Linked DNA regions of Homo sapiens: region 1 is linked to region 2. Evidence: chromatin contacts called from ENCODE Hi-C or POLR2A ChIA-PET data. All regions are on one chromosome and are shown on one strand. Each heading gives the region's core, a stretch centred on a gene start or an enhancer-like site at or near the end of the contact. The rest is flanking DNA. Distances are from core to core; before and after follow the strand shown. Region 1 overlaps PRKCE (protein kinase C epsilon). Region 2 holds the start of MTA3 (metastasis associated 1 family member 3).

Region 1 (4,586 bases), core at 950-3,449, 3.2 Mb before region 2:
CAGTAAATGAAAAACCTCCAGACAAATGATTTTTACTCCATCTCCCCACTTCTTTTTTGGCATCTCTCCCAGGCCAGACATTTATACATCACACCTGCATGAGCCACAGAACTGATGGTCCTAAAATACTGACCAGAAAACCACAAGGAATGGAGCTGCTCTGTCTAAGTGAATGCTCTGAGCCCAAGAGGCTGAGTTGTCATAGGCAAAAACTGTGCATAACTCCATTAAGACACCCCTTGCTCTCCTGACACTAGCTGTAATAACCATCTTCCTCTCTAAACACAAAGGCCAATGCTAACTAATAACAGAAATCAACAGGCCCTAAACTCACCAGTCTCTAAACTGTCCACAGTAGCCACTTTCTGCCTGAGAGTTCTCCCTGGTTAGAGAACACCCAGGCTCCCACTATTCCCACATTCCTATTTCCTTCACTTCAAAATTTTCATTAACAGCTTCCACTTGTTCTTCCACACCAGTCAGATTTTCCTTTTAGATAAATCCAGGAATATCATTGCTCCATAAAGGTAAAAATGTATTTTTAAAAATGTTTTACAAATAACAGCACTCTGTCTCCCATGATCTGTCGGGCAGACACACAAAATTAATTTTTTAATGGAAATTTCCTTGGGAGAAGTGTCTCTTCAGAGACAGAAAAGAAACTGGTAGCTCTTGAAAATTAAAAATGTTGTGCTTGCCAGGCATGGTAGCTCACACCTGTAATCCTAGCACTTTGGGAGGCTGAGGCGGGTAGATAGCTTAAGGCCAGGAGTTTGAGACCAGCCTGGCCAATGGGGTGAAACCCTGTCTGTACTAAAAATACAAAAATTAGCCAGGTGTGGTGGTGCACACCTGTAATCCCACCTACTAAGGTGGCTGAGGCACAAGAATTGCCTGAACCCAGGAGGCAGAAGTCGCAGTGAGCCGAGATTGTGCCACTGTACTCGAGCCTGGGCAACAGGGTGAGACTCTGTCTCGGGAAAAAAAAAAAAAAAAAAATTACAACTGGTGGCTCACAGTTGTAATCCCAGAGCTTTGGGAGGCCAAGGTAGGAGGATCACTTGAGGCCAGGAGTTTGAGACCAGCCTGGGCAACACAGCAAGACTCCATCTCTACAAAAATAAAAAATAAAAAATTAGCTGGGTATGGTGGCCCACACCTGTAATCCTAGCTACCCAGGAGGCTGAGATGGGAGGGTTGTTTGAGCCCAAAAACTTGAGGTTACAGTGAGCACCACTGCACTCAAGTCTGGGTGACAGAGCGGAACCCTGTCTCTAAAAAATTTATTTTTCCAGTGTTGTGCTCTGTTGTCCCCAAACGGCTCTTCAAGCCTGGCGTCTATGGTAACATGACTGTAACCTCAGTGCTGCCCTGCTAATGTGTGGTTTCTGTTTTTCTTCCTCTTTTCAAATCCAAGGTTAACCAACGGACTCAAAACATCCATTCTTGTCAATGTTGTTGAACTATAAAAGTATGACTCTATACCCTTAAAAAATGCAAAATGCCCAGGACCCAAAGATCTCCTCCATGCTGATCTGTTCCTCTTTTAAGACTCCAGGTGGAGCTAGTAGGAACTGCACTCCAGGCTTTGAGCCATTGACAGATCTGCTCCCCTTGAGGCAAGGTGGACGTACTAGTTCTTCCTCCGGTCAAGGATGGCCAGAGCAGTCTGGACCCACTCTGGCCTAATCAGCATCAGCATACAGGCTCATCATCCATTACACTACCAATGTCCCTTGGAATATTTTCTGCTCAAACTTAAAAAATAAGCCCCCATGGAGGATACAGCCTAGAATCTCTAGTACAGATTCAAAAATAGCTGTATTCCTGAGTATGCACATCCCTTCAAAACGGTGTAAAAATTTTCAGAAGCCAAGGGTCAGTGATCACAGCCTCACTGGGGCCTAAAAATATCCTTCAGGCTATTGCTGTAGGAGGGGGAAAAGGAATCGGAAAGTAATGAAGGGGGACACATAGATGCATATGATGGAGGCTCCAGGGAGGGCCGAGCTGGCTTGATATCACATCTACACTGGCTGTCTCATAAGCGTATTAGGATCACACCCTTTGATAATAAAGAGGATGCAATGACCCCTGCTAAGAAGACACAGGCTTGAGCTGAGGATGGCTTTCATGGCACCTTTCATCTACTTTCTCTCTACTCTATCTTGCTCAGTCTCCCATAAGCCAGTGCAAACAGAGACTGCACTGTGTCCTCCACCGCCCTATGTGAATTAACCAGCAAGGATCCTGGTATAAGTGACGTGGTATCAGCTCCTTCGGGTCCCAAGGACAATGCCTCTGTTCCATTGATCAAGGCTTTGGAACTCCTTCCTTTGGAGTCCAGGCTTCCAAGTCATCATGGTAGCCATGGTCGGAATCCTACCTTGGCAAGTTGAGAGCAAGATCCCTGGTGGGGCAGTGAAAAAGAAAGACGATGGGAAGTGAGGGAAGAAGTGGGAATAGAGGCAGCCTCACTTGGCAAACACAGTGCAGCACAGCCTACCAGTTAGGAGCCAGTGCCCCAGTGCCACCGTATACTGAGTTCAAATCTTTGCTAACACCCAGCTCCAACACCCAACTCTAAACACATTACTCAACCTCTCTAACCTTAAAGGAGAGATGATGGTCATACCTTCCTCATACAGTTGTTATGAAAAATAAGTGACATGATGCATGAAAAGCACTCAGCACAGGGCCTCAATAATTAGCAGCTGTTATTGCTCAGATACTGAAAACAAACCATGAACTGGTGAAGACAGACCTCAACTTACAGTCAGGCAACCTGGGGGCTTTCAGTTCCCCATCTGTAAAACAAGGGGCTGAGAATGAAGGTTCCTTCCAGCTCAGACACTCTAGAAGTCTGTGACTAAGATACAAAGATTCCAGCGGCACGTGGGCATTACAACTGTAATATAAAATGACACCCAATAGCACTTGCACCACCCTCAAAGCAAGCAGCATGCACAAGAGGATACTGTGAAGAGTGCGTGTGTTTGGGCATGGGACTATTGGGGGAAGGGTTCTGGTGAAGAAGGGGCCAGTGAAATGGCATTGCTTAGATTGTTCTCTGGCTTGCTAGTCCAACATCCAGGAATGTTTCTGGCCTTCTAGGTATGAAGCAGGCAATTAGGGTCTTATAAAAATAAAAATAAAAAATTTCACTTAAAATCAAGAGGGAGAAATTTCTACTTGCCCTAACCTTGATCCTTTGCCCTTTGAAGCCAAAACAGATACTACCCTTAATTTATTTAGAGTAGCTTCTCACCCATCACCTTACTCCCTTGATGGGATACGAAGGACTTTCTGAAAGGATGTGGAGTCACACTTTGAAAAATACACTTACACAGAAGGAGCAGGCTTGAAAAGAAAAGATACGCTTAAACAGAAAGCGAGGCATGGTGTTTACTCAAGAGACCATCTCCCTCAGCCTGGTTTAAGCCAGTAAGGGCTTTATTTTCCATCTTGGCTTCCCAGAGTTTACTGTAAAAATACATGCCCTGGCTGGGCCCGGTGGCTCACGTCTGTAATCTCAGCACTTTGGGAGGCCGAGGCAGGCAGATCACGAGGTCAGGAGTTTGAGACCAGCCTGACCAACATGGTGAAACCCCGTCTCTACTAAAAATACAAAAATTAGCTGGGTGTGGTGGCGGGCACCTGTAATCCCAGCTACTCAGGAGGCTGAAGCGGGAGAATCGCTTGAACCCAGGAGCCAGCGGTTACAGTGAGCCGAGATCGCACCACTGCACTCTAGCCTGGGTGACAGAGCGAGACTCCGTCTTAAAAATAAAATAAAATAAAATAAAACACATGCCCCAATGTGAAGTCAAGAAGCAGAGTCCAACCAATGCAATGGCAAGAAACTAAAGGCATCAGGGAGCAAATGATGGCCAGCAGAACATCTGGGTGGAATGACAGATGTTGTACAAAAGCTTGGTCAAATCCTCTAAGCTACCTGGAATGCCCTCCCTCCTAGTCCAAATCCTCTTATCCTTATCCTTTAGGCAGAGTTTGAACCCCGTCCTCCGGGAAGCCCCCAGTGATCTCTCCCATTAGAGGTACCCACTCCCACTTTTGTGCACTGGTTGGACATACACAACATTCCGCCATTGCTTGTCTTCTACCTTCAATACACATCAGTTTCCATAAAAAGACTTCCAAAAGATCTTACTGTATCTCCCTTATCACCATGTATTTGGTTTATGCTAAATAAATAACTATGGCCTTAAGAGGTAGGTAAGCTGTTCTTGTCTACACAGTTTTCTACTCCGGAGAAGACTGCATCATTTGCCTAACAAGGATTAACTCTGCCCCATCACATAAAATTAACTTCACCTTGGGCAAACAGGGACTGTACTATGACATGCATCCAGGTATACATCTTTATCTAGAAAATTTGCTTAGCAAATGGCAGGTCTATTAATAAAAACTCTAAGGTCAAATCTCAAACTCAATAGAGCTTGTCAATATTAAGCCTTCGCATACATTTTTAATCTTATTTCCCATGAGGAAAGTAAGGGCCAGAAAGGTTAAGTGGTTTTCCCAAGGTCACCCAGCTAACAAGCAGCAAAGTCAGCCCTGGAATT
Region 2 (4,675 bases), core at 2,117-4,616:
CCAGCCTAGTCCAGAATTTTACAAATTCCCTTCAATTTTTTTTTTTTTTTGAGACGGAGTTTCACTCTTGTTGCCCAGGCTGGAGTGCAATGGCGTGATCTTGGCTCACTGCCACCTATGCCTCCCAGGTTCAAGCAATTCTCCTGCCTCAGCCTCCCAAGTGGCTGGGATTACAGGCATGCACCAACACACTCAGCTAATTTTGTATTTTTAGTAGAGATGGGGTTTCTCCATGTTGGTCAGGCTGGTCTCAAACTCCCAACCTCAGGTGATCCGCCCGCCTCGACCTCCCAAAGTGCTGGGATTACAGGCGTGAGCCACCGCACCCGCCCAGCCAATTCCTTTCAATATTATGTTCCCTAGCTTCCTCCTTCTAAACCTGGAAGAGGAAAATATTAATTCACTAAAAAGGGAAAAATACACATTATGACTCTAAACATAAAAAGGGTCTGAGTTACATAAGTGAACTGCTCTTTCAGAGGCTCTAAGCAATTTGAAAATATCTGCACACTTTTAAATATTCAGTAACAAAAAAGCAAAAGAATATTCGGAATTCAGAATCGTGCATAACTCTCTAAAATCTCAACTTTTTTTTTTTTTTTTTTTTTTTTGAGACAGTGTTTTGCTCTGTCACCCAGGCTAGAGTGCAATGGCGTGATCTCAGCTCACTGCAACCTCCACCTGGATTCTCCTGCCTCAGCCTCCTGAGTAGCTGGGATTACAGGTGCATGCCACCATGCCTAGCTAATTTTTTTGTACTTTTTTAGTAGAAACAGGGTTTCACCATGTTGGCCAGGCTGGTCTTGAACTCCTGACCTCAAGTGATCCACCCCCTCCTTGGCCTCCCAAATTGCTGGGATTACAGGGGTGAGCCGCCATGCCCAGCCTAAAATCTCATCTTTCAAAGAGTCTGGGACTGAAAGTAAAATCATCTCTTATGCCCCTTTACCCAGCTTATTTTTATTTTTTTATTTTTATTTTTTTTTGAGACGGAGTTTATCTCATTGCCCAGGCTAGGGTGCAATTGCACAATCTTGGCTCACCGCAACCTCCGCCTCCCGGGTTCAAGCGATTCTCCTTCCTCAGCCTCTCGAGTAGCTGGGATTACAGGCATGTGCCACCATGCCCGACTATTTTTTTTGTATTTTTAGTACAGACGGGGTTTCTCCATGTTGGTCAGGCTGGTCTCGAACTCCCGACCTCAGGTGATCCGCCCGCCTCAGCCTCCCAGAGTGCTGAGATTACAGGCATGAGCCACCGCACCCAGCCATATTTTTACTTTTTATATTAATTAAAAAAAAATAAGAGATAGGGTCTCACTATGTTGCACAGGCTGGTCTCCAACTCCTGGGCTCAAGCTATCCACTCGCCAGGCCTCCCAATTTACTGGGATTGCAGGCATGAGCCCCCACACCAGGCCACCCTTTACCCAATTACCCATCAAGGGAAAATAAATATTTTTAATATTAAAATTAAGAACACTCAGTGTATACCTTGTTGAGTTCTTCTATCCTTCTTATTAGGTATGGGTTGCTGGAGGAATTCTCAAAGTAGACATAATCTGTAATTAAAGGAAGTACAGAACTTAATCTTTTTAACAGAAAGTTCAGATTTGTCAATCCAAGACTTTTTATGTTAGGCATTTCACGTTTGAAATTAAGCTCATAATTCATTCACTGGTAAAAGCAAACATAATAATGCAGCCTTAATATATCCTCTCACGTGCCTACTATTCACAGACCTTTATTTTCTTGGCATTTTCATTTCAATTAATGTTTTATCAGTTTCTCCTAGACTTCTGTCCCAATACGTCATTTCTTTAATAATAAACAAAAAAGACACCTCTTATCACTGTGTAGTCAGGGCACGCTAAACATGTGTCCTCTGTACTATAACTACTTCCACATCTTTTTCCTCCAATACAATTTGCCCTGCAGGCTGCTTCTCACATAAAACTATTGACCTAAGACACATTCAGAGCAGGGAGAAAGGCTTCACAGTCCAACCTACATTTCAATCACTACTTAAAAAAAAAAAAAAAAATCAGATGAGCAGAACAGGTTAAGAGGAAGAACGCTGACAAACTTTTCCACAGTTTTACCTGGGAAGATGAGGAAAAAAGGGGGCCGGGGGATCACTTCTAAGAGGCAAAGTGTTCTGGGGGTGATATCAGCATCTTTTTTACCCTTTTACCATATTTAATCCAGATCCATTTAATGTCTTGTGATTAAGAAATTGCTGCAGGCTTTCAACTAAAAGGATAAAATTTTTCAAGTGTGGCTTTTCCTCTCATCTAATAGGCTTGCTGGAAACTTCCCACTGTGTGTTTATCCGAAAGGCAGCTGCATTGTTATTGTCTATCTTAGTGGCTCTTTCGCCGCTCTCTTCTGCAAAGTGGCCTCATTTAGCCAGGCCATTCCCACCACCATCCATCAGAAGCTCGGCTAATGAGCAGAGAAGGAAGAGCCAGTCTCTCATACAAACACGCCACTTATCTGAATTATTATTTTACCAGGAAAGAGGGAGGAGGGCGTCGTGAGTAGGGAGAAAGTTTGTTTGACCTTATTTCTCTCTTCCGCAGAAGACTGGGAAGGAGGCAGGCAGCAGAGCAAACGTCCAGGCAGAGCTCAACTCCCCACCTCCGGCTGAGGTTCCCAGCTCCCACGAAGCCCCATTCGTGGGGGACTGGACCAGAAACGAAAAGGAGGGGGGCCGAGGAAGGGGAGGTGCAGGGCCCCGGCACGCAAACAGGCCCGTCCAGCTGGGCCCCTGGCTGGGCCCCCACCGCCCCCACCCCCACCCCCACCCCAGGCTCCCACTGAGTGGGGAAGAAGCAGGAGAGGGGATGTCCCCTCATCCTCTCCAGCGCCTAGAAGCCACGCAAGAAGGCCACCTTCTCAGGGGGCTCGACGGGCCCTACCCCGATGAGGGTTTCGTGGAGGGGGGTGTCTGGTAATTCGTACCCCCAAGTAGAGGCCTGGCCCTAAACACTGGGCGGGGTGCGAGGGTGAAGGTGGCCCCGGGCCCTCGCGAGCCCGCGTGGGGGGAGGGGAAGGGATGGGTGGGGGTGGGGAGTCCCGGCCCCTCTGCGGGCCCCGGCGCCCCAGCCCACTGCGACCTCAGCCCCGGCGCCCTTGGCTCCCGGCAGTTGGCGTGCACTCGCCCCGGCCCCCCGCTCCCGGAACCCGCTCCCACACGGGCCGGGTCGGGCCGAGCCTGCCTACCTCCGACCCGGTACATGTTGGCCGCCATGTCCGCCCGCCCGCCCGCGGAGCCCGAGCCGAGCCCCGCCCGCCGCCGCCGCCTCCTCCTCAGCCTCAGCCGCGACCGCCGCTGCCGCCGCCGCCGTCGCTGCTGCCTCGCCACGGGGGGGAAGGGAGGGAAGGGAGGGGACAGGGGGTGGGGGAAGTAAAGGGGATGGTACGCCGAGGGGTGGGGGCTGGTGCCCGCCCCCAGCGCCAGGCTAGCAAGGCCGAGTGGGCCGGGCCGGGGGAGGCCCGGGGAGGCTGGAGCGCTGCGGGGCCAGCGGGAATTGGGGGGGAGGGGGAGGGGAAAGGGAGTGGGAGTGGGAGGGAGGGTGGGGGGCCTTGCTGGAAGTGGAGGGCCCTGGGGTCAGGGTCCTGGCTGAGGCAGAGGCCTGCACTCAAATGCGGACCAGGGGCTGTTAGAGAATTAGAGTGGGGGCTGGGGCTTAGCCTCTCCCCAGCACCTCTTCCCCCACCCAGGGTACCCCGTCACCTGTCCACCCCAAGACAGGTCCTCCTTCCCTACCTCTGTCCCTGGGGAACCCCCCTGTGGCTGCCCTAGTAGGCAAGCGCCAGTCTCAATGCAAACTCTTGGATGCAAATAAGTGCAGGCAGCAGGGTGCCTTCCTCGCGGTGAGATTCAAGGGGCCGGCCTGGAGCCTGCAGGCTCTAGGGCCAGGAAGATTCCGGGTGCTTCCCGCCTCGCCAGAGACCCAGCTGGGGACAGAGGTAGAAAAACTCCCTTCCTAGGCCACCCTAACTGCGTCATCGTTTACCCCAAAACTGGGCTGAGCAGAACCAACTGTCCAACACCCAGATGGAGGCCCTGGCTCTAGACGGGCACTGTATATGCAGGGCCTGTTCTGCTGGGAAAAGGGACCTTTAGGAGTGAGGGGCTTCCTTTGTCCATGGGGGAACAGGGCCCTACAGTTCACAATCACCACCACCCCCAAACAGAGGAGATTGTATTCAATCAGTTTCATGTCGATGGACACTTAACTGGTTACGTGCCTAAAGCTTCTAAATGGTTATTGTCCCAGGCCAATTCTCTAAACAACCTCTGTTTTCACGGCCTTCCTACTCTCACAGATACAAAAAAAAAAAAACAACGTTGAATCTTAGCTGGCGATCCCCCAAATGAACACAAATAACTTTCTTTAGAGAAGCCAGTCCATTCCAAAGTACTCCCAGACATTGCTGCATAATAAACACGAAGAAGATTTCTTGGTGTGGTGGCTTGTTTGGAATGTGTGGTGATACACAGCTGTGTGCTGTCGACTCTGGGTTTAAGGTCTGTGCGGGGCTAAGAGGTGCCCCCAGAAAAGAAGGTTGTGTTTTGGTGGTTTGGTGATGACATTTGTGATGGTCACTTATCACAAAGTATTGAGATGAAAAAACTGTGCATAGCTGAGGCAAAATATAAAAATAAA

The links. Hi-C counts contacts between places; a loop is a spot of excess contacts on that map. ChIA-PET counts read pairs that join two places held with the same protein, here RNA polymerase II (POLR2A).
Region 1: a map of OCI-LY7 shows a loop between it and region 2 (18-fold over the local background). The contact joins the enhancer-like site here to the promoter of MTA3 in region 2. A Hi-C loop is called at or near these places in 1 of 168 maps with a recorded cell type or tissue (OCI-LY7). POLR2A ChIA-PET finds 5 or more read pairs at or near these places in 1 of 52 experiments (H1).

Annotation. Positions count from the first base shown.
Region 1 is chr2:45,726,869-45,731,454 of GRCh38, reverse strand. All of the region lies in intron 1 of PRKCE (protein kinase C epsilon), which reads right to left. Among named protein-coding and RNA genes, the nearest start is that of PRKCE-AS1, 54 kb to the right of the region's middle. RefSeq lists enhancers at 1,119-1,258, 1,639-1,718. Within about 2 kb of position 2,199, at least 5 of the 41 ENCODE cell types and tissues checked have a DNase peak (open chromatin) inside an H3K27ac peak, as active enhancers do; they include OCI-LY7, where a contact is called at or near this core.
Region 2 is chr2:42,567,323-42,571,997 of GRCh38, reverse strand. MTA3 (metastasis associated 1 family member 3) reads right to left here and starts at 3,366. Exons shown (of 17, transcript NM_001330442.2): 1 at 3,225-3,366; 2 at 1,494-1,561. The coding sequence starts at 3,252. RefSeq lists enhancers at 1-314, 3,979-4,118 and silencers at 3,009-3,088, 3,149-3,308, 3,579-3,628, 3,689-3,738.